2 separate regions of the Mus musculus genome follow, and region 2 is linked to region 1. A link is a loop called in an ENCODE intact Hi-C map of the cell type or tissue named here. Cell type or tissue: left cerebral cortex. All regions are shown on one strand. Each heading gives the region's core, and the rest is flanking DNA. Links, peaks and the distances in the headings are about the cores only. Region 1 overlaps Nrxn3 (neurexin III). Region 2 overlaps Nrxn3 (neurexin III).

What was found. Hi-C counts contacts between places; a loop is a spot of excess contacts. Peaks named below come from ENCODE experiments on the same cell type or tissue, not always from the same donor. Only the 100,000 strongest peaks of a DNase experiment are listed, where the experiment ranks them.
Region 2: it touches region 1 in a loop (6-fold over the local background); 2 of 42 quality-filtered maps call a loop at or near these places.

The regions. Positions count from the first base shown.
Region 1 is chr12:90,135,718-90,147,756 of GRCm38, forward strand. The region is part of intron 15 of Nrxn3 (neurexin III); the gene reads left to right. Among named protein-coding and RNA genes, the nearest start is that of Gm40538, 270 kb to the right of the region's middle. In left cerebral cortex, for the core only: a CTCF peak has its summit at 6,784; DNase peaks (open chromatin) are centred at 6,471, 7,202, 7,701 and 8,732; H3K27ac peaks cover 3,948 bases.
Region 2 is chr12:90,053,505-90,065,543 of GRCm38, forward strand. All of the region lies in intron 15 of Nrxn3 (neurexin III), which reads left to right. Among named protein-coding and RNA genes, the nearest start is that of Gm40538, 350 kb to the right of the region's middle. In left cerebral cortex, for the core only: no CTCF peak of the experiment used is centred there; a DNase peak (open chromatin) is centred at 6,392; H3K27ac peaks cover 819 bases.

The DNA.
Region 1 (12,039 bases), core at 2,799-10,798:
GTCTACCAAGGAGTTCATATAAAGATCAGAGGACAATTTCAGATATTGGTCTTTGTCTTCTACCTTGTTTAATATAGGATCTCTTGTGTGCTGTGTTAACTACCTGCTAAGGAATTTGTCTTTCTCTGTGTCACAGTTTATTGTGGGAACATTGGGATTAATGATATATGTTATCTTATCTGGGTTTTGTATGAGTTCTTGGTGTCTGATCTTGGGTCTTCATATTTGTGGATAAATACTTTACTAATTAATTGAGTCATCCATCCAGCTCCAAGTACAAGACTTTAATCATTGTTGTTGTTGTTTAATTTGTACTTTCACATTCCATGTTCGGAGATGGGTAGAATTCTAGACAACTTCCCCCCCCCCCAACCAAAAGAAGTAGTAGATTCTTGTTTGGTGTCCACTGAAATGATGGCAGCATCTGATAGACCCATATGATATTTAAGAACAGGTAGCAATTACTATTTTACATGTATGATTTATCATTTTAGTTAACCTTATGCATGTTATCATACCCCAGGAAGATTACCTGTTTCTCTCTTACTGTGCAGCCTATGTAATACCCACCTAATTACTGTATTAAACAGAATAGGTAAAACATAGACAATAGTTGATGCTGCATGAGGGGCATCCTTCCTATTTTTCCATTGGATCCAAGAGCGTGAGAAGATTTGGTTAGAGACTCAAAGGACAATTTCATGCACAGAGATGTGTAATTGAATGGGAGAAAATAAGAATGGCAAAAGATAAGTAACACCAGAACCATCTTGTTTCTTGCCAGCTGATGGTCCTCTGGTTGCCATGGAAACATAAAATTGAAACTCTGTCAGTTCTTGAGATGAACCTAGTGGCCATGTGTTTAACCTGTCATTGACATTTGGCTTCCATGGGCTTAAGAAGTCATCTTGGCAAATTAGGTCACACCCAAATGGACTTTGCCTTAAGACATTCAATTTGACCATCTCAAAACGTTGTGCTTTCTCTTATAGCACTTCCAATATACTAGCAAGTATATTTCATACACAAACCCTTCAAGGAAACAAAGTTCATATTGTAGACTGTTCTTGCTTCCTTGGCTATTCAGTGGGGCACAGCTCTTTCTAAACAACAACAAAGCTCTAAAAATTATCATGAAGGTGTAGGGAAATTCAGCATAAAACACAATCTGCTATAATGAGAAGAATAAATAGAAAACAGACAGGATAGCCCTAGTATTTATATTGGTAGAGACAGAATTGCAAATTGTACCCTATTATCTGCATTATGTGGTTTATGGGTGAGTAGTCACAAGAAGACAGAATATATAGGAAATATCTTGTATGTTAGTATATATATGATGTCTTAAAATTAATTTTAAGGTAAATTTTAATCAAAATTCAGTACATATAATAAAGGCCATTCAGGTGAGAGATGGGGAGGCTAGTATTAGGTTGCTTGAAAAGAAATTATGCCTAAAAGCAGATCAGTATTTTATGAAGCCAAAGATTCAAAATATCTATTAATTTAAAGTTGATAGATTGTGCTCATTGTATAAATAAATGCTAGGCATCTCAAGTGACAAAGGAATATGTCCATGATTGTTCTTCCAATACACTGCATTGCCTCTGGGTCTCTCCTGATAGCTTTGTTTCCAACAGCCTCATTCTTTCTCTTTCTTTTACTGTTTCTACATATTTTAATACCGTATTCAAGAGCACTGCTTCATGTTAGGCAAAACAAAAGGAAACAATGAGCCAAATAAGAGGACAACAAAACAAGCAGCCAAGTCACAAGACTGCTTTGTACTTTCTTTTTCACAACCCAGCATCAGCCCTTCCTCCTCTCCCAGTACCCCTCACATAAGTCTTCCCCGATTCCCCTTAGAAGGCAAAGTTCCCCTCTGGGTGTCAACCCCTCTATTACCCCCCCCCCAATCCCACTCTGCCACAACCCCATCCTGCTAAGGGACTAGGAGCATCTTCTGCCACTGAGGCCAGACAAGGCTGTCCATTTAGGGGTGCAGGATCCACAGGCAGGAAAGTAGGCAACAGGCTCATGAACAGCCTCTACTCTAGTTCTTTGGGGAATCCACATGAAAACCAAGCTGCTCATCTGCTACATATGTGCAGGGGACCTATGTCCAGCCTGTGCTTGCTCTTGTTTGGTGATTCAATATCTGGGAGCTCCCGAGGGTCCAGGTTAGTTGACTCTATTGGTCTTTCTGTGTAGTCCCTATCCTCTTTGGGTCCATTAATCTTTCTCCCAGATTCTGGAGCTCCATCTACTGTTTGGGTGTGAGTCTCTGCATCTCTTTCCGTTGGGTACCGTATGGAACCTCTCAGAAAACAATTATGTTAGGTTCCTATCTGCAAGCATGAGGGAGAACCACTAATAATGTCGGGGATTGGTTCTGGCCCATGGGATGGGTCTCAATTTGGGACATTCAGTGGTTGGCCATTCCCTCAGACTCTGCTCTATCTTTGTCCCTGCACATGTTGTAGGCAGGGCACATTTGGGATCGAAGGCTTGGTTAGAGTATTGGTGTCCTTATCCCTCCACTGGGAGTCCTGCCTGATTATAGGGAGTGGCCACTGCACAATCCATATCTGCCACTGCTAGGAATCCCAGCTACACAGCTAGAGTCACTCTAGACCTTCTGTGGCCAATCCACATCCCAGGTCTCAGGCACATCCTCAAGATTGCCCCCACACCCCCAGCTGATCTTCCTTCTCTGTCCCCAATCTTCCTACATATGAACCTTCCCTCTCCCCTCCCCATCTCCTCTTCCATCCAGGTCTCTCCTTTTACTGACCTCTGATATGTATTTTGTTTCCCCTTCTGAGAAAATTTCAACCAACCTCTCTTGTTCTCTCCATCTTATTTAGCTTCTTTGGGTCTGTTGATTATCTTGTACTTTATGGCCAATATCCCCTTATAAGTGAGTACCAATTGGATGTTGATGGTGGGGATATCACAGAACATTCTTGTTTGAATTCATGGATATGGAAAGCAAGTGAAATTGGTTTAAATCATTTTGAAGTCAGGAAACGGGTATAAAATTTACCAAAGATATTAACTCTTTAGAGTTAATATGTTTGAATATTGGTGACCAGATGTGATTCTGATTACTAGAATCCTGTATTGCTTCTTTTTACTTTCTGATACTTATTGTCAATCCTTCAGTGTCATTGCCATGCAATTTAGGCCATGCTAATTTCTGATTCTATTATTGCTATATTGCATTTTCCTTTGATTTTGTTTGTATCTTCTTTATGGAGACTCTTACCATGTTGGGTAATGATATATGCTAATGATTAAATGTTCATTTAGTTGTATTGCTAAAGGGTATTTTCAAATAAGGTCACATTTCCAGATACTAGAGACTAGAGCTTCACCGTATCTTTCTGAGGGGCATAATTCTATCTAGATATCAACTTATAATGGTCCCTCTTTAGAACGTTGTGATGATGATGATCTCAGGAACCAAAGGCATTGCACCAGTATGCAAAATACCCAGGCAAAACTTGGGTGTTTAATCACTCTGCCTTACAGGCCTTGGATTTTCTTCCTGTTACATTCTACTCAGGCTGTCATAGTAGGCTTCCCAAAGCAATGATGATGATGATGATGATGAAGATCATGGTGTTTGTGTGTGTGTGTTATACAGACTATGGCCTTCTCTAGATAATGTTACATTATATTTCCAGGGAGAAAAAGCTTCATAGATTACTCCATTTGATCTTGAAAATTAAAGAGTTTCCGCAGGGAAACATTATCTATTTTCATATATTACTAAGTAGGAAAGGTTGGAGAACTCTGTGTCTTTATGGTCCCTTGACTATCACCAGAGAGAGAGAAGGGGAAGCCACACAACCAGATGTAAAAATACCCTAGGGTTTTAGACTTCTGCACCAAAAGAGGACAAATAACCAAGCTGAAAAGGAATTTTGAAAACCCGTGGTCTCTTCATTTCGGTTATGAGAAGGCTAATGCTCAGACAGAAGAAATGATGGAGCTGATCATTGCAAGGTGTATGACTTGGAAGTCACACATGAATCAGACTACTGACTTACAATGTATAGGTCCACTGGGATAGGTATAGAGGGTACAGATAGATTTCATTAGGAAAGAGAAATAAAATAGTTATAGATTAATGGGGGAAGGCTGGAGCAGGAGGGTAAGTGGGGAGGAAGGAAAAGGGAGATGTGAGAGGTGAATTTCGGGAAAGACAGTTGAAATTAAGGGGATTTGAGCAGTATGAAAACATAATACAGTAAATAATTTAAAAAATAAGTACATATATGAAGGAATTCTAAATGAAAGAGCCAAATAATCAGGAAGACAGGTTCCACCTGGACATTTCTTGTCACCAAATGAAGCTTCCAGTAGCAGGGTTTGGTTGTTTATTGGGTTGTTTTTCAACGGAATCCCATAGGAATTCTCAGAAAACCAAGGGTCTTGCTAAGACAGTAGGCTGCACTCTGCAAACTGACAGCAAGGCTCTATCGCTGAAGACAATACCCATACAAATTATTGAATGGGAACAGCCAAGCTGGTAACTACATAGGGTCTTCATCTCTATGTTCTAGTCTCTTTGGTACAGGAAAGTACCAAAAGAAGATATGTAAACAACAGGGCAGCTATGAACCCTCTGACCCACAATGATGTCCTAAGTGAAAATATGCTAGTGCAATGATGGCACAAACCTTGTAACCAACAAATACCTGACTTGGCTTAAGGCCCACTTCATCATGGGATGGAACCCATACCCAACACTGTTTTGGTGACCAATAACATGAGACTAGATAGCTCAGCTACCTAGGATAAAACCAAATACTAGTGAACTAATTTAAAAACAAAACCAGAAAAACTAGTAATAAATGACTCAAAATGACATTCCAATATACTCATAGATTAGTGGCTTGCTCAGCCATCATTAGAGAAGCTTCCTCCTGTAGGAGACGGGAACAAATATAAGATCCACATTATGCAGAGAGTGGAATATCTTAGAGTGCTTATTCCTGGAAGGGATGCCTTTATTGGATCCCTTGCTTCAGAAATCAGGGAGCTATGTGGAATATGATGTAGAAGAGTATAAGATCCAGGGAGTATGGCGGACACGAGAACAAGGAAGGGATGATGTTACTATCGTTACCTTTGACTTGTATTTGTGTGTCTTGTACATACTTAGTTATAGAAGGCACACCATATTGTAAAGACACACCTTCTTTTAGGCTTAGTGCTTTCTCTTTTCAGAGAAGAAGAGTTGGTTTTGACTCAGTTTGAGAGGACAGTCCATCATGGCAGACTCATCATGGCAACAGGAAACTGAAGTGGTTTATCACCCTGTATCCACAGTCATGAGGCAGAAAGTGATAAATGTGGTAGTCTAAACAGTTTTACAGTGCTGGTGGCGATGGAGGAGCAGCGTAGCAATACATTCATGAGGACACCTGCAGTTAAAGTGGTGGTTCCCAATAACTGCCAAACAAAGGCAGTTATTTATAAACTCAACAACAATGGCAGGAAAGAGATGAAAGAAGACTAATGTGTGCCAATCGTTCCTGTCCTATTTGGACTCTTTGGCTTCAGAAACAAAAGTTAATTTTCTCTTAGTATTGAAAAAACTGACCAGGTACAGAAAATCTACTTCTGGTTTCTACAAAGGTATGCCTCTCTACTGGTTATATAGTTCCTCACTCTGTGTTAAGTGGAATCTCCGGGAGACAATATATTTCTGACCTGATACTTAGCCTACCCTCCCTTTCTCTGGTCAGAGTCTTCTAACAATGTCTAGAAACCAGATGGTCATGCTTGTTGAGTCCCTTTGTAAAGCAAACCTCACACTTACCTTGATGACAGTCTTTAAGATGAGGAAGAATTTAAGTTCATGAACTTAAGATTCGAGTTCAGGTTCTCTTCCTAGGCATTTTGTGGTTTCATTTTGGTTTCTTGAATTCATTGGTTAAAGATAAATAAATAAATAAATAAATAAACAAACAAAAAACCCACAGCAAACTACCTATACAAACAGTTTTTATTTGTAAAATGAGGAAACTGACAGTGAACTATCCAGCTAGAAAAATATAGAACAGAAAATCAAAATTAGAATTTAACTCCTAATATTTGTGTTCTTCCTGCCTTATGACAGTTGCTTCAAGTGTCAGAAAGTATTGCATGAAGATAAGGTTTTGGTTAATACATCAGTGGCTGTATGCTTCCATTCATGGTTGTTGCTACATAAGCATATCTGTGCATATACCTGTGTGTTTTTATGTAGCCATTCCATACCACCTTCATCTAGGTTTCCCCCAGGGACTATCTGTCCATGACTGAAATTCACTCCTCTGCCAGGGGAGTGAGAAAGGGACAAGATGGTAGAGATTCACTGGGAAAACGGACTCTGAGCACAGAACAGCAGGCAGTAATGCTGTTGGCAGAGTAACAGAGAAGACACTGTGGCTTAGCCATGGCACGATGGCAAAAAATAGCATGGAAACAGCTGGTGAGCTGTCAGAATGATCTCAAGGAAGAACTGTGAAAGCTCTCTGCTTATACATCAATACAGAGTTATGTGGCTAGATCTGCACTGCCAAGGGAAGAGCAGGCAAGGTGGGTAGTTCACCCTTCTGTGGCCTTTCTCTCATCTCCCTGTAATATGGCTCTGTGTCACAGGTTTGCCTCATATATGATTACTCCTACATAGGTGCTACCTTCGCCCACAACGGCTTTACCCACACTCAGAATATGCACACGCTCCTAAAGGCACAACAGTAGAAGACAGGCATTTGACTTATTTACAGATCTTGTATAAACACCAATTTTAGTGAAATTGGCAGGAGTAGGGAATGACTTTTTAAAACTGAAATAATAATTACTATTGTGATTAAATACCAACATGAGTTTATTTTGGGGATTTTTGAAAATATGTATCATGACTAATTTTTTTCAAAACTGTCCTTAAGACTATTATGATCAATTCAATGAAACGATGAAGGGGAGATACACAGACAAAGAACACATAGGAATATCAGTCTTACTAGCGTACGAACTGATTTTTGCTACAGAAAACAAATGCACGGCTAACCACTTGCATCAAATTGAAAGTGGCTTTCTGCAGAAGAGTTGGGATAACTTGAAGTAGCTGAGGTCATGAATATATTTTACGGGTGGCTAAGGAAAGCACATTTGCAGACAAGGAATCAGACGCTGTTGCTTTCAGTATGACCTTGAATAGAGGCCTGTTGCCTTTTGGCTTCCATTTCAGATAATAAATCCTACCCCATGCCCTAAGGAAATTCGAATGAATGAGGTACTTCTAAGACTTCCCTAGGAATGGTTTCCGTCTGTGCAGTAATCAGCCAGTCAGAGAAGCTCATCTGTCATACAGAAATATTGCTGAGCTTATTCATCAGTAAATTGTTAGTGGTATAGGAAGTAGAAATAAGAAGAGAGCAAAGAACAATGGTTTAATCTAATAAAGGGGGAAATTTACATGCACCAGTAAGTTTAAAATGAAGTAGCTTATTGTGCTTTTTTTAGACTTTTAAATGCATACCAATATTTTCCCTCAGAGGGCAGGGGGCTTTGCTCTTAATGATGTCAGAGGAGCAGTCTGTGACTTGGTAGGAACACAGTGCTTTGTGGCATTGCATGGGAAATATTGTTCCTCTTTAGTTATTTTTGGCAGTTTGATGATATCTGAATTCATTTTCTTCTTTTGGATTCTTGCAAAGAAGCACATGTATATCATGCATAAATTAAGAGTGAAGGCTTTTCTAAACGAGAAATGAGCACTCTTGCCATTCCCAATGTCCATACTAATTTCACCTCTACCCAGCAAGAATGTTTCTTAATCTGGCAAAGTGGGAGCCCCGTGGGTCTCATCACCTCTGTGCAACTGCTCCCTTTGAAAAGATCACACAATTTGGATTTTTTTTTCCTTTTTTATACCATTCACTTGTAGAGATTTCGTAAGGTCTTGAAAGGAGTACCTAAAGTACTTAACATATTTTTGTTATGAAATGATTTTTGCCTTGTTGGAAAATATACATGTACATATTTATACTGTGAAATATAGACTTTTCAAAAACTGCATCTAGGGTTCATTTCCAACACAAAGAAGCTTTTTAAAGTTTTGATTCTACTTTGTATAGCCCATTCATTCTTAGGTAGGCTAAGTTCAAGCTACATCACTTTGCTACAGAGAAAACAGGTATAAATCTAGTCACTAATTTACTGGAAGCAAGGGGGCAAATGGCCTCTAGTGAAAAGAACACTTCTAAGGTCAGGCAATTTCTAGAAGACACTGTTGACTTTAGTGTAAGCAAGGCAGTTTGGTTGGTGGCTAATAAAAGCTTAGCGAACAGACAAGACTCTTTCTGTGTCACGAATGTCGGTTTACAAGGAACTATTTTTCCTGAACTTCCCAAGTTCAAAGGATTAAGAGACAAAGACGAGAAGTAACTTAATACTTTATTCTTTGCTCCATACAGAGACAAAAGGTGTGTGACCAAGCCCTGGCATTCAGGTCCTGACTTTAGAATTTGAGTATCTAACAGAATTCGTTTTGGAGATTTGTTTACTAAAAAAATGATCATATGAGTCAATCATTGTCTGATAAAGCTAGATAACAAACTAGCCTGAATTGAGGGACTTACCATAGAAAATCCTTATCCTCACAGTCACATGCCTGTAGGCTGACTAAAGTTTGGCTTATCTCCACTGGGTTCCACATGGTGGTTCTGCTTTGGGCTGCAACTGGGATCGTCTCCAGGCTAGGATTAGGTTTAGATATTCTCTATGCATGTTTATTCTCAGGTTCAAGCTGAAAATGCTGTGACTAGCTAGGGCTTAGTCTCTACACGGTGCATCTCTATATCCCCCCACACAGTACAAATACAGGAAATATTTCTGTTATTTTGTTTATTTCATATCTGCTACCATCCCATCAGCTAAAGAGATCCTGTAATGATGTAGCATGACATAGGGAAAACACTGAAAGTCTACTGTTGATATCATTCACTAATTGGTTCATTCTCCCATTCATTCATTCATTCATTCATTCACTCATGTTTTTGAAGCAGTCTAGTATGTAGCTTATGATGGCCTCAGACTTATGGGGATTCTCATGCCATGGCCTTACAAATGTTGTAATTATGCTCATATAATACCACATGTATCTTCTTGATGAATTTTTTAAAAATCAAGGTCTTTGTTCAAGAGCAGGGAACTCCATACTTTGCCTAATCTCTGCAGAGCATCAAGGGGCCATTTTTGGCTGCAATAGCAACATACTTGTGGTAATCCATCAAAACTTTACCTGCATATTTAATAGATACCATATGCTAACTGTAGTCCATTGAGCACCTGGGCATATAACACTTCCATTTGTTTCTAGCTTCTACTTTGAGCCATCATAACCACACAGGAATGCTATCCTTTCTTTAATGTTAGTTATTATATGTATCTCACCTAACTTTCTTTGCATTTTATTCTGTTCTCCTAATCTCACTCTGATATTTATACTCAAAGATTCCCCCTCCCATACATTGTGCATATTGCCACTCTTTATGAAAGCCACTGACACAAATATTACTAAGAAGCTGTTAAGGACATAGTTCTGTAACCATCAATGGAAGATCCACCCGTCTATTAAGAAGACATTTGTGATTCATCCTAACACGTAAACATGTCCTTTGTTCTTCATTGTGGCTTGGAAAAAGATCACACAGACCTGTCTGCTAATGACACTTGTTTGCAAGTTTTACACTTTCTCCTCTCTAGTTTCTCATCCTTCCTGCTTGGCAGCAACAGTCCCAAAAAGATGAGATTAGCTTCATGGGACAATTCTTCATGCAGTTGTATCAGCCTCCTTAGATCAAGATCACAAAGGCAAATGTTTATAAAGACCAAGCAACTTATGTAAGCTGCTGGACGTCAGTCACTTTGTGTCCTTTGAGAAAAACTATGCAAGCAGAAAAAAAAAAATCTCAGGAGTTAACATGGCCTGCCATCATTGGGAGGAGAAGCCCTTGGTCTTGAAAAAATCATATGCCTCAGTACAGGGGAATGCCAGGTCGAGGAAGCTGGAGTGGGTGGGTTGAGTAACAGGGCAGGAAGAGGGTATAGGGGACTTTAGGGATAGCATTTGAAATATAAATGCCTGCCATGTTGTGATCCAGCTTCTAATCCCTTTTCCATGCATGGCATCCATGTACGTACACTGTGATCCAGCTTCTAAACAGTGTCTGCAAGGAAGGCATCCATGTGAGTGCATATTAGCCTTCATTTCAACTAAAACACTTAGTGTTTCCCATGACAGAGACTTGAAAGGGACTTTGAAAACCATGATAAGTTTCAAATCAGTTTATAGATCTCTGCTAAAATGTCTCTTACAAAATCATCTCCTGGGAGCTCTAGTTGGTTGATATTATTGTTCTTTCTATGGGGTTGCAAACCCCTTCGGCTCCTTCAGTCCTTTTTGTAACTCCTCCATTGGGGACCCCACTGGGGATCCTGTGATCAGTTCAATGGTTGGCTGTGAGCATCTGCCTCTGTATTTGTCAGGCTCTGGCAGAACCTCTCAGAAAAGAGCTATATCAGGCTCCTGTCAGCATGCAGTTCTTGGCATCCACAATAGTGTCTGGTTTGGTGACTGTATATGGGATGGATCCCCAGGTGGGACAGTCCTTGGATGGCCTTTCCTTTAGTCTCTGTTCCACACATTGTCTCCATATTTGCTTTCGTAAGTATTTTGTTCCCCTTTCCAGAGCTTCCAGGGACCAAACCATCAACCATGGAGTACACATGGAGGTACCCATGGCTCTAGCCATATATGTAGCAGAGAATGGCCTTGTTGGGCATCAATGGGAAGAGAAGTCCTTGGTCCTGTGAAGGCTTGATACCCAGTGTAGGGGAATTTGTGGGTGGTGAGGCAAGAGTGGGTGGGTGGGGGAACACCCTCATAGAAGCAGGGGGAGACGGGATGGGATAGGGGGTTTCCTTGGGGAGGGGTAACCCTGGAAATAGGGACAACGTTTGAAATATAAATAAAAAAAGTTCAATAAAAAAGATAAAACAAGGAAAAATAGAAATAACAACAACAACAACAAAACCAAGAAATCATATTCTATATCTGTTGAAGTAATTGAAGTAGGGGACTTCCTCCACAGCTCAGCAAAACTGCCCAAAATCACTCTGTTCTTAGAAAAAACTTTCTAGAGTTGAGTCTACCTAGACCCTTGATCTCCTGTCTCTCAATCTGTTCTGCAAACCTAACCTCATCAGCTCCTTCATCTCTCCTTTATCTGTCTTATTTCCCCCTCCTGTGTATCCTCCCCATCCACTCAGAACATGCTCAAAGATAACTGAACATATTTATGTTTTTAGCCATTTCTCTCAGGGGTTTGCTAATGCCCACCAAGAGCATTAGAGTTTTTTCCTGTGGCGCTCAAAATGTAAGCCCACTTGATCTTAACCTACCCATTTCATTCCTCTCCAGTGTATTCACTCTGACCTAACCAAACTGTCCACTCATCAGTCTTCATGGGTTTAGTAGTAATTGCATTTGGCATACTAGAAATACTGCTTAGAATTCTATGTTTTTAACTCATTTTGACTCAGTTCCTTTTTCAAAAATCTGAGATGTTCTTTGTGAACTAGCCCACTCTTGTCCTCATACATGAAGCCTTCTGTACTGGCCCCCAAATGAATAGCCAATTCCATCGAAGCCCTATCAAATGGTGTTCATCCCTATATATCTTTCAGTGTTCATTTTAATGATTATTTCATCCCCATCTTACATATTATCTCATCTACTCAATTGCAAATCCACTCAGAACCTATGCTGTAGTCTATCTGTATATCTGAAGACTCTCACACCATGCTTTGTATCTTTTGCATCCAATTAATTTTTATTGATCTATGTAATATTTGACTAATAACACATAATTATACTTCATAAGAACAAGCCTAAATATTTTCAAAGTAAAACCCAGCTCCATATATTTGGAGGACAGTCATCATTGAGATTTACATAAACCAAATTATCTTTTG
Region 2 (12,039 bases), core at 1,658-9,657, 83 kb before region 1:
TGCCCATTACAGACAAAATACTAACCTTGTGCTTACTGACTGCCAGTGCTAAGTTGCATTTAATGGACAGATAGGGGCTTTTCCTAACAGCTGTCCTCAGTGGTTTTCTATGATGACTGAATCACTTGATCCTGCCTTGCACCTAAAGACTTCTTTGAGCATCACAAAGAATAACAGGCACACGTATAGAATGACCTTTTGTCTTCTGAACCTATATCTTCTTTCTATAAAAGGCACACTTCCATCATCCAACTCCTCTGCTTTATACATACCTGGGTTTTGAGGCAGGGGAAGCAGGTTGTGTGCATTGGGCCAACTGATATCAGGGAGTCTGGCAGGAGGCAGCATTCCTTGATTTTGACATGATACCTGTGTGAATCCACACTCAATTTTGGTACTAGAATTAGTCGCAAGGCCAGCATCTACTGGGCCTTCTAAAAATTAGAACATTTACTTACATAGCCAAGGTAGCACATGCCTTCATCGGAACCTGTTCAGTGGTCCATCAGGTTTTCAGCATCCTTCCTGCCCCCATCTTTCTACTGAGGAGTAGACACATAAATCACAGTCTAACTAACTGTGCTGGGGTAGTTCAGCAGGCCCATTAAGCTCCTCTGTTGCACCTGAGATGGTCTAAATTTCTTTTCTTAGTGGCATCTTTCACTCATGTTCCTAAGAATTACAGTAAAGATACCTGTTCTGGAAATTACAAGTTAACCTTCAGAAATATTTGTCTTTTCCTCCACTCTCTATGTAATGTCCCATCCCTAGGATCTCCTGACGTTTGTATATGCATGTATGTGTATGTATATATGTGTATGTGATCATATTTTTGTGTGTATGTAGAGGCCAGAGGTCAGACTCTGTTTCCTCTGAGGCAGTCTGTCATCTTTCTTGAGTCAAGATCTTTCACTCAGATTCCAGACTCATCAGCTCAGCTTCTCTGTCTGGCCAATAGACACCAGAGATCTGACCATCTCTGCCTCCTCAGAGGTAAAATTATAAATATACACCACCATGCCTGGCTTTTCCTGTGTGTCCTGGAATTGAACACAGGTTCTCATTTTCACAAGGCATGATCAACCTCCCTTGCCCCATTGCTTTCTTCTCAGTTATCTATACCAGATGAAAACTAGGGGCCTTGCAAGGACCACATGGGCATTTTCAGAAATACATCTTTACCATTTATACTAAAATAGTTCTTGCAAATATGTCTCAACAAAATTAACTGGAGACAGAATGGCACCTTCATACTCACAGTGGTCCAGGGAGGTTTTAGATAAATGTGTGACTGTAACTCGGCAAAGAAATCAGTTTCAGGAAGACCTGCCAAAGCAGAAAGATGCTGTTAGGTCCCCAAGAGTGAGGTGCCGTGTGGGCATAAGCCTTCTGAGCAAGAGGACCAGGAAGAAGACATGTTGGCTAAGTTACTTCTTTGTATATTTGATTCCTCAACTGCAAAAAAAAAAAGTTCTGTATCTCTTGAAGTACTCTTCTAAGGGTGTAGAATTAATATTTTTAAAGCACTTAAAACAGAGTTCAAAATTATGTGAGCACAGGCTCATGCCTGGGTGTGGAAGTTAGACACACAATCCTTTGAGGTACAGTCAAATTAGAGCCAAGCAGATCCTAAAGTCTTTGTCTATGCAATAAAAACTCTTATTCATGGGCAGTCTCAGCTCCAGCATCTACTACGTGGTGACCTGGAGAGAAGTTGTAGAATTCAGAGTCTCATTTTTCTCATATGCACAATGGGCTCAACCCCTAGATTAAAAGGAGTTTCCTGTAAGTTTTCAGAACAATGCCTGCTATACCATAGATGTTTGATAAATATCTTACTGATCACTTTCTGTATGTACACCCCACGGATCTAATTCTTTTACAATTGAGTTTCTCTGAAGAAAAATGGTGAAGTAAGACCTTTGTTGACAAAAGGTTGTTTTTAATTTCTTTCTGTCTTTTCTACCTTTATGAACTATTCTTTCCAAAGGGGGAAAAATAGTGTGAAAACCTTTCAAAGACTCTAGGATGATTTGGTCTCACACTGGGACAAGAAAAGCAATGGTAATTTGTCTCAGTGGAGCTGTTAGGAAAGTTTTGTTGAAACACAGACTGATCATTTACATGAATGTTCACTCTTCTTTGTCTCTCTGGGGTAACAAAAGATAATCATTTCTCAGTATAGTGGGGCCATATTTCATCCTCTGTGAGTTTTAAAGGGACCTAAGGTCTTTCTTTCTCTTCCACAGACAGGTATGGACGTCCATGATTTCACTCAGGCTTAATGACAAGTGTTGGAATAGAAGCTGAAGCATCCAGATGAGGAAGAAAACAGCCATACCCTGAGTGGGATGGAGGAGATTTGTTATGCTAATTTATCTTAAAAATTTCTAGTATGTCTGTTCGCGGCTGACTTCACAGCTTATAAAATAGGCACAACATCAAAGCTGGCACTCAGTATCAGAGACAACTAAAGTACTAAGGGCCAGAAACAACAGCCCACTTGCCTCTAATTTTCAGATAGCACACCTGATTATAGGCAGTCTCCAACACAAGTCTGACTGTCCTCAATTCCTGCACTGACAGAACCTTGAGGCTTTTATATATGGAGTCCTAAATGGCCTCCTGGCTGAGATATATTTGAATAGAAGCCAGCTAATAGAATATAATAGAATAATAATAGAAGTCCAGTGTTTTGATAATTGTATTCTAAGAAATTCTTATCAAAACACATGCTTCTGTTGTAAACTGAAGTTCCCAGAAAAAAATTTCTACCGCTTTGCTAAAGATTTGTAAGTCTGATTGATTAGAACTTAGTGATTGTGAAGAGTTGGACCGTTACAAAATCAGAGCCAAAATTATATTGGGCTATTTTTAGCCCTGTTGATAGCTAATCATGTCTCACTTTAGTGTCTAATCTCGGAGTCTTTGAACTATTAGGAGAAACCTTTAATGTGTTAACTTAGCATAGCACTAGCTTCCACCAACCCAAAAGCTACCAAAGTCACCAGATAACATCTGACACTTGCAACAGGGGAGGCTTTTCCTGCTTTGCTGTGTCCTACCTACTAGCATCTCACCGGTGTATCTGATACGTTAGCTCATTAATGTCTCTTATTCTAAGACTATAAGAGGTATGCAACTACTTCTGCATAGAGAATATTATCAGAGGCAACATGTTTCTGTTCACTCATAGTCACCTTAGCATAGACTTCTATTCCCTGTAAGGTGAGTACTATGTTTGTGTCAATGCTGTTATTGCTTTTCTCCTACTGCAGTGGCTTAAAATAGCAAACTATGTTGAGTATAGGGTAGAGACAGGAATAGCAAGTCAGAGTTCTTGGATGCCTGTTCTGTCCTGGCATGGATAGAGCTGTTTCACAGGTAGTTCATGCTTTCCTTCTTAGAGTATTCAGATGTGATTATCCAGAGTATCAGTGGAGGTAGTTTAACAGTTTGGAAACAGTAAAACTCTGCCCACCAGTTATTGCTTCCCAGCTATTGCTCAGTGTAATCCCTTAAGCCATGTGAGTTATTTTCTTATGTAAAATGGTGTCAGAGTAACAGATAACAGGTGGTATGAAGACTCAGTGTTATTGTAATACAAAGGATTAACAACGAATTTGACTTCTATACACCAGTCAGTATGAGAACCCCTTCTATTAAATAAATAAATATGCAACTAGAGACACAGCTCTGGAGGGTACTGTGTCTCTAGTTGCATATGTAGCAGAGGATGGCCTAATCGGCCATCAATGGGAGGAGAGGCCCTTGGTCTTGTGAAGATCATATGCCCCAGTACAGGGGAATGCCAAAGCCAGGAAGCAGGAGTGGGTGGATTGGGGAGCAGGGCTGGGGGAGAGTATAGAGGACTTTCGGGATAGTATTTGAAATGTAAATGAAGAAACCATCTAATAATAAATAAATAAATAAATAAATAAATAAATAAATAAATGGATAGATAGATAGATAAATAAATTAATAAACATTCAGGATGGTGAATAGTTTGTTCAAAGGTAGAGCAGGTCAGAGACTCAACCAAAATTCTTGTCCCGGTCTCTAAAAAGTCTCTAAAAGTCTCTAAAACTACTCAAGGAAACTAGTTCTTTAGTGCCCCTGAACCCATCTGTCCTGCTGTATCCTGCTCCTGTCTCTACTCAGTGACCACTACGAGAGCTTACCCATCTTGAGCAGCATACTGGAAGCCCATTCCCCACCCTTACTTGCATGGAAGATTATGTGTATGGATACAGGAAGTGATGCTCACTACTCTGGGTGCTAGAGCTGAGTTAGGAGGACAGAGGGTTACTAAAAGGTAAAGCTTGTGACAAAACATCTGTATGCCTTTGAGACATCAGCTTACTGACTTTTCCCTGAAGGTCACCATTTAGAGAGAACTGTCAACGGTGCACTGAAGTCCCCTCGGGTTTATCCATATTGTTTTTACTAACATCTAGAACCAATGATGGGAAGCTCAATGCTATTGAATTTGGGTGGGGACTATTCCTGACATGTAAACACATTATTTTGGGAGGTCAGCTGAGGGCTAATATGTTCTGGTGGAATTGTCTTAGCTGAAAGCAAATATTTGAGGAGATAAACCCAGGGAAAGGCCAGTCTGGGTGCCAATTAGTTCTATTTGGAAGTAAGTTACTAGTTTGCTTGGGGGTTGGGAGAGCAAAGTCAGGAAAGACATTTGATTTCCAAGACTGGAAACTGGGGAAAGGAAAGGATGCTTCAGACAGACAGGAGGAGAGTCGGTGTGCTAAAGATGCTTAAAGAGCACACACCTGAGGAGAAATGTTGGCATACACGATGAGAAAAGATGGGGGGACTTACTGATGGCTTCATAAAAGGAAGCCATTACCTATCTTTCCATTTTCTGCCAAATAATTCATGGTACATTTGGTTTCTTATTAAACTTGACATGGTCTAAATACTTAGACCCCCTTCCTTGTCAGAGCAGCTGGACATTTCCTCAAAATGAAACCAAAAAATATATACTATACCCACACTTGTTTGTTAACTATGGTCCTTGCTATGGAGGCAGCTTAAAAGCATTCTGGGAATTAGACAGCAATGGATGCTTACTAGTGAATCCCTATGGTGAGGAAGCCACAGGACCTTTTAATCTACAGCCCTCCTGATGAGAAGCAGCAGAGAAAAGCAAGAGACTCCTCTGTCAAGGACACATGAGGCCCATGGCCACCCCACAGCCAGTATTAGTTTTCCTCCCAGGAGGGTTCTAAGGCGTGGGTAGGATTAAGATGCTATAGAGAAAAGACTGTCAGTGATCTTAATCAGAGTTCACAGGGAGCAGGAAGTGGAGTATATGCCCACCTTCCTAGTCTCCACAAGCAGAGATGTTTTTCAGGGTTTGATGTCATGAGTGCTGCCATGTGCACCCAATACCCTCTGCCACCAAAGTGTGTGATTGACACAATACAGAAGGCCAAATCCAGTGTAAACTGTGTGTTCTGAAATGCCAGAGGTTCTGAAGTGCAGATTTCAGAGTCTATTGACAGACATGGTAGGTGAATCTCATCTCAGTGCTTATGAATCCTTTGGAGAAAACCTGTAGGAAGTTCAATAGTAACCAGAGAAGTCAATGAGGTAAAAGACGAAAGAGGAAGAAAGTGAGGCTTGCATTGAGTTGGGTAGCATTGCCGAGATGTTACTGGGTTCCAGAGGCCAGGGATTTCAGTCAAAACCAAGATGGGTTCAGAAAACAAGATGAAAACCCAAATGGAAGAGCTGGCACTGGTAAGCTGACAGGCTAGGCATGGTTGGTTTATTGAACAGAAACAGCATGCAAAACTCTGTTGGGCTCTTTGGTCTGACCAGGCATCACCCTGCAGGGCAATAATGATAATACTTTCCATTATTTGAACTTACATGGGCAACAGTGTGTGTGGTATAGGAGATGCTGGAGATATGGAGAGAGATGAAGTCTGGTGTGCATCTTTGGGACCTCAGACTGCATGCTTTGTTTATTCATGGTTGCAAATTTGGTTCAGTATAACGAAGAGGTACCATTTCATGATTGAAAAATGAAGAACAAATTGCATGTCTCTGCCTACTAGATTGAAGAATAGCTTTTTCAGTGGTAGTAAAACCTGAGCTGGGTGATGAAGCCTCTGTAGGCGTTTGCCAGGCTATGTAGAAGAGATCTACTAAGAAGGAATAAGAGGAACAATGATGTGGCTAGTCCCAAATTGTGTTTCCTTTTATCGAGCTACTGCTCTTTCACTGTTGCTGGAGATAATGCCTGAGTGGGTTCGAAGTTACATTTTTTCCCCTTTTTGCCAACTTGCTGGTTTTGCAGCCATAATTTTTCAGTTTATTTCTACAGTGAGTTCCCAGCCAAATTACCCTACTAAAATAACTGAAGAAATGTATCCCTTCTGTGTTCTTTTGCTGTCAACTGGCTGTTAGTGCCTTTACCTTTCGCCAACCTCAGTGGTGACTGGAAGGGCAGATACAAATAGCTTCAGAAAGAGAATGTAGGCTGCAATGCAGCAGTAGGGAGTGGGTGGGGTATGATCAGAGTGTTTCCCCGCAGACATTGTTTTAATTGACAGAATCAAGTGGGAGGGAGAAAAACAACCTGGCCTTAAGAGAAGGAAAAAAAGATAATTGGGGCGTGGGGGCTAGAGGCATTGAATAGCATCTATTGTTGAAATTATCAACAATGAGCAGGGCCAGGATCTCCCATGAGTTTAGCATGTTCATTCTCAGAGTTCTATGTGGCTAGCCACAGTAACAGGGAAGGAAGTGTCACATGGTCACTCAATTCCTCACAAGAGGAAGGAAGATCAAAACAACCCAAGTTGGTGGGATTAGATGTTTAGACAGTCTACAGAGGTGCCTGTGTACATAGGCAAAGCCATTAGGGGAAAATACTAAATATAAAATACTACCAGAATAAAAAAAGATGAGGGGCTAGAGATGGCTATGGTGGTTAAGAGCACATTTTGTTCTTTTAAGGGACCTGAGTGTGGTTCCTGGCAAATCAGATCTGTTAGATTTATCCCCTCCCTCTCGCCCTGCATCTATGAGGATACTCCCCCACCTACCCACCCACCCACCCACTTCTCCCTCACTGCCCTAACATCCCCCTTCACAGGACCAAGGGCCTCCTGCTCATTGATGCCAGATAAGGCAATCCTCTGCCACATATGCAGCTGGAGCCATGGGTCCCTCCATGTGTACTCTTTGGTTGGTAGTTTAGTCCCTGGGAGCTCTGGGGGTCTAGTTAGTTGATATTGTTGTCCCTCCTATGGAGTTGCCATCCCATCCAGCTCCTTCAGTCCTTCCCCCTAACTCAAAATTGTAAGTTCAAATAAAACCTGACAAATATAAAGCATGTTTAAGTGTTATTTTTCAGTGTGCTCCACATGCTTCTGTCCCATCATTTCCCAATGATGGAACATATTAGTGCTGTGTTTGAAAGTCTTTTTTCTATGTCAGCCTTGTAATACAGGTGGGATGGAAGGTAACTCGGCCTTTTCCTCTCCAAGGACAAGATCATGAACTGTTTGACAGTGTCCCAACAAAGAGCTATGTGTCTGAATTCAGCTGTTTGCTAGATGCTCATATCTTTACAGCCCTTCATAATCACCTTGGATGGCAGGCAGCAGATGACAGCATGTTCAGAGAGGAAGGCTATTAGGAATTTTACCCACTGAACTTAAAATAGTTTATGGGAAATGTGTGCTCTAGATCATGTTGCTTGGGGTTTAGAATAAACCTATTCATGAGTTTGCTTGCTTTGATGGTAGAAGAAGGATGGGTTCCTGCCAGAAAGAAACAAGAAAAGTACAGTATAGCAGGAAAGATATGCTCATGGAAGGTCACAGGTCATCTATCATCTACACAATAAATGGGTGAGCTGTTCCCTTGGAAATACTTGCCTGCCCACAGTCTGCTGAGTTCTCACCGGTATCACTTCCTGTATGGCTGCTGGCTGCCCAGCCATTCACCACCCCCACCCCCTCCACACACACACACACACACACACACACACACACACACACACACACACACACATCATTCCAGGCCCTGTGCCTTGTCTCTTGCTGAACCAAGCAGCTGCTTCTACAACAGAAGCTGCTCCCACTGCAGAGACTGTATTTATCTTCTCTTTATTTTACTGGAAGTCTTTTCCACCATCCGGGCTGGTAATTGTACCACACCGTTTCAGAATCGATTGCTTTTAGAGCTGTTGAGCTTTTATTACTGCTGCTCATCGGGGAGAGAAGAGAGAGAAGAAGGCTGGCCTGGACTCTGCGATAGATTAGCGTTGTCAAATTGTCTTTCTCCAGCTGTTGAATAAAACTAGTAATGTTGCTCTGTAAAACCAAAAGAGAGAAAGGGATAGAGGAATAGAGAGTAGGAGGGGGGAAGGGAGGGAGGAAAGGAAGGAGGAGTCTGAAGGAGAGTGGGAGGGAGAGAGAAGGATAGAGAGAGGGAAAGGGAGAGGGAGGACAAGGAGGGATAGGATGAGGGAGGGAGAGAAGAAGAGGGAGACAGAGAGAGAGAGAGAGAGAGAGAGAGAGAGATCTGATTTTTCTTAGAATAGACACCAAGCCATACTGTGCTGTTGACTATATGGGGCCAAAATGTTGTGGGGATTTAACAAGAAGTAAAGGAAAAAGTATTTAAAAATATTTCCCTGCAGTCATATCAACCTGATGCTTTTGTGAGGATTCTGCTGTTTTCCTCTTAGTGGCAGAGGAGAAAGGTGTATGTTTTATTTTGTTCTGGATTGTTTTTCTTATGCAGTTTGGCGCACTCTGTAATTTATCCCCAGTGTGGTAGGATTCCTGCTTAGTTACACATATTGCAGGAAATACACATTGTGCTAGGAAACAGTGTGTTCCCCCCACAATCCACCAGTCTTATGAGCTGCTGCCGTCTATACTGCTTATTACTCATGCAGCTAGTTGCTATTCCTTCTGGCTTCATTGAAAAGAAGTAACTGGCGGGGCCATTCATTCGAAAATGAAAGGCTAAGTTAAATGGACTTAGTGGGGAAGGGGGGAAGTCTGATTTCGATTGGAACCCCATAAGAGAAAGAAAAGAGGGGTAGGGGTAGTGACATGGCTCAGAAAGTAAGGGTGCTTGCTGCCAGGCCTGGTGACCTGAGTTTCATATTTAAGACCCACATGGAAAGGAGATAATTGACATCCCAAAGTAATCATCTGATTTTCACATGTGTGCATGTGCTGTGACATGTCTGCACATAGTGTACATGCACACAAAGTAAATAAATAGAATGTAGTATCATATATATATATATATATATATTGTATGTATATATATATATATATATATATATATATATATATATATATATATAGAGAGAGAGAGAGAGAGAGAGGAAGAGAGAGAGACAGACAGACAGGCACAGACAGACAGACCACCAACAGAGATAGACAGAAAGACAGAGATAGAGGAGGCTTATTAAGAAGAATGAGAAGAAAGATGCCTATCCTTTTAACATTTTAAATACTAATTGTCTAAAATTCAAACAATGGACTTTGTCCACTATGCTGCCCCATAACACTCACCTATGTGAATTGTTTTTCCCTATCACCAACCTTTCAGAAAGGGTGTATGACAGTTCACTATGTTTGCCTATTGTCCCAAAATAGTCTAAGTCAGTCATTATAAATTGGACTTTCATGTTAAATTGGTTTGAAATATCTCTAAGCATCATATAAATGTCAGGTCTTTCAGAGGATTCTCATCTGCTTAGCAGGTGGCAATATACACATTTCAGAATGTCAGGTTCAATGACTTGCCTGCAATCATATACCGTACCAGAGTGAGACATAAAACCCAGGTGTGCAGCTTCCCTTTGTACTCTTTTAATATCTAGGGTCTGTGCTAGAATACTGCAAATATCGTTCCTACCTTCAGAGTAGGAAGAACGTCCTTTGTCACTTACACGCATGAATCATGTCTCCCCTTATGCTCACTCCACTGCTTCCAGGCTGTCATGTCAAGCAGCATTGCCTTTATTATTGAAATGAAGAGGATCTGTGGACCATTGATCTCAGTGCCAATTGGCACCATAAGAGGTGCTGGTCTACCGTGTCATATAGAATGATACTACCTGATGTACCATCAGCAGTGTGTCTACAAAAATGCCAGCATAGCTTGGCACTGCCAAATGGCCATCTCTGCCAGCTGCACATCTATGCTTCTATTTGTTCTTGCCCAGTAACCAATAATAAAGGTAGTTTGAAGTCCTATTAATTCCCATGTAAATGTAGTATAATTTTGGAATTTTCTTCCAGTTCCTCTAGCATAGAATCTCAAGTAATTCATATTGATTTAAATCGATTTAATATCAACTATGCTTGCCCTTTATGCATTCCCTGGAAAGTGCAAATCTGAAGTAAAAAAATCCTTTGTTGGTGGCTTTAACTTTTTTCATTTTAACAAAATTTACTCTCTGTCTCTGTCTTTGTATCTCTCTGTCTCTCTATCTCTCTGTCTCTGTCTTTGTATCTCTCTGTCTCTCTGTCTCTCTGTCTCTGTCTCTGTCTCTGTCTCTGTCTCTCTCTCTCTCTCTCTGTGTGTGTGTGTGTGTGTGTGTGTGTGTGTGTGTGTTGTGGTATAGGCACATGTGTACTTGTGCATGTCAGAGCTCAGCTTCAGGTAGTGATCCTCAGGTGCCATTCACTTTATCTTCATAGACAGGGCCTCTCATTGGGACTGGGGCTCAAGGACAAGACTAGGTGCTGTTTTCTGTCTCTGACCCCTCAGATATAACAAGTCTTCTCAACTGTGCTCAGCTTTTTACATGAATGCCAGGTCTTGAACTAAGATTGTCATGCATGCATTTGCAAGCATTTTGCCAAAGGAGCTATTGTCCCAGCATCTGCTTTTTCTTGTGAACACAGTGCTGTAACTTTTTTTGAAAGTAGAAAGCAGAGTACCTTTACCCTAAGACCAGCAATAGATAAAGTCTTGGTGAAGATTTACCTTCATACCCCTCTGTGTGTGGGGCAGAAAGAACTAGTGAAGTTTAATAAGTATGAGAATTACTCAAGTGCCATGTAGCAAGACAAATATTTGACTCAGGCCCTTCTTGGTAGGTTCCCACCTCCCACTTGTGCTTTGATGCCTACCAATTCCTTGTATAAAGAACTCCTCTTTATCTGTACAGGGAGCAACACCTTTTGTGGCTGTGAGCTACCATTATCAAAACTGCTGTGTAAGTAATGAAAGTATTTAAATTTCCAAAAACCCCAGTCTCAACTTTGAGGATTTGATCGTAAATTGACAGGGATTAACCTTAATATATGTCTATTTAACCCTAGGATTCTTTTCCCCTGACAGGGCATTTTATCAAAACTGTCTCATTAAATAAATCCTCATTTTATCAGAGAGGAGAGTCCCGTGAGTAATATGAAAATGAACAAGTTCAATTAATGACACTAGGGTACAAAAGGAAAGAAAAAAAAAAGCAAGATAACCCTTTTATCCCATTTCCTTTCTAACCACAGGGCACACTGGCCAGTTCTGGGCCTGGGTAATTGAATTCAATGCTGCAAGCTGGCTGCATTTCTACTGTAAGTGAATCTTTCTCCTCTATCAATGAGAGAAAATGGCCTCAAATGATTCTGACTGGGACACAGCAGCCATCCTTCTCACAAATAGCTGAGTCTTATTGACTTCTCAGGGTTGGGAGCCCAAATTGTTGCCCAGACAAGTCTAAGAAGCAGCCAGGGGACACTCGGGGACATAGTGGGCCTCTACTATCATGAAATGAGACCAAAGAAAGAAGAGGAGAGGAGAAAAAAAATATTCACATGTGAGTGAGACTGCCGTATTTGGCATAGGAATACTGGAAGTTCATCGATGTCAACGGAGCTATGACTTCTTTATATTATTTTCAATGGAACGCATGTCAAATTTTCTTTGTATAGTTGTTTGTGATGCGTCAGTTTTGTGAATGCCGTGACCTCTCAAAACTTTTGTAATGGAGGGTTTTGATGGGCAGACAAATTCCTCTGGTCTCAGACA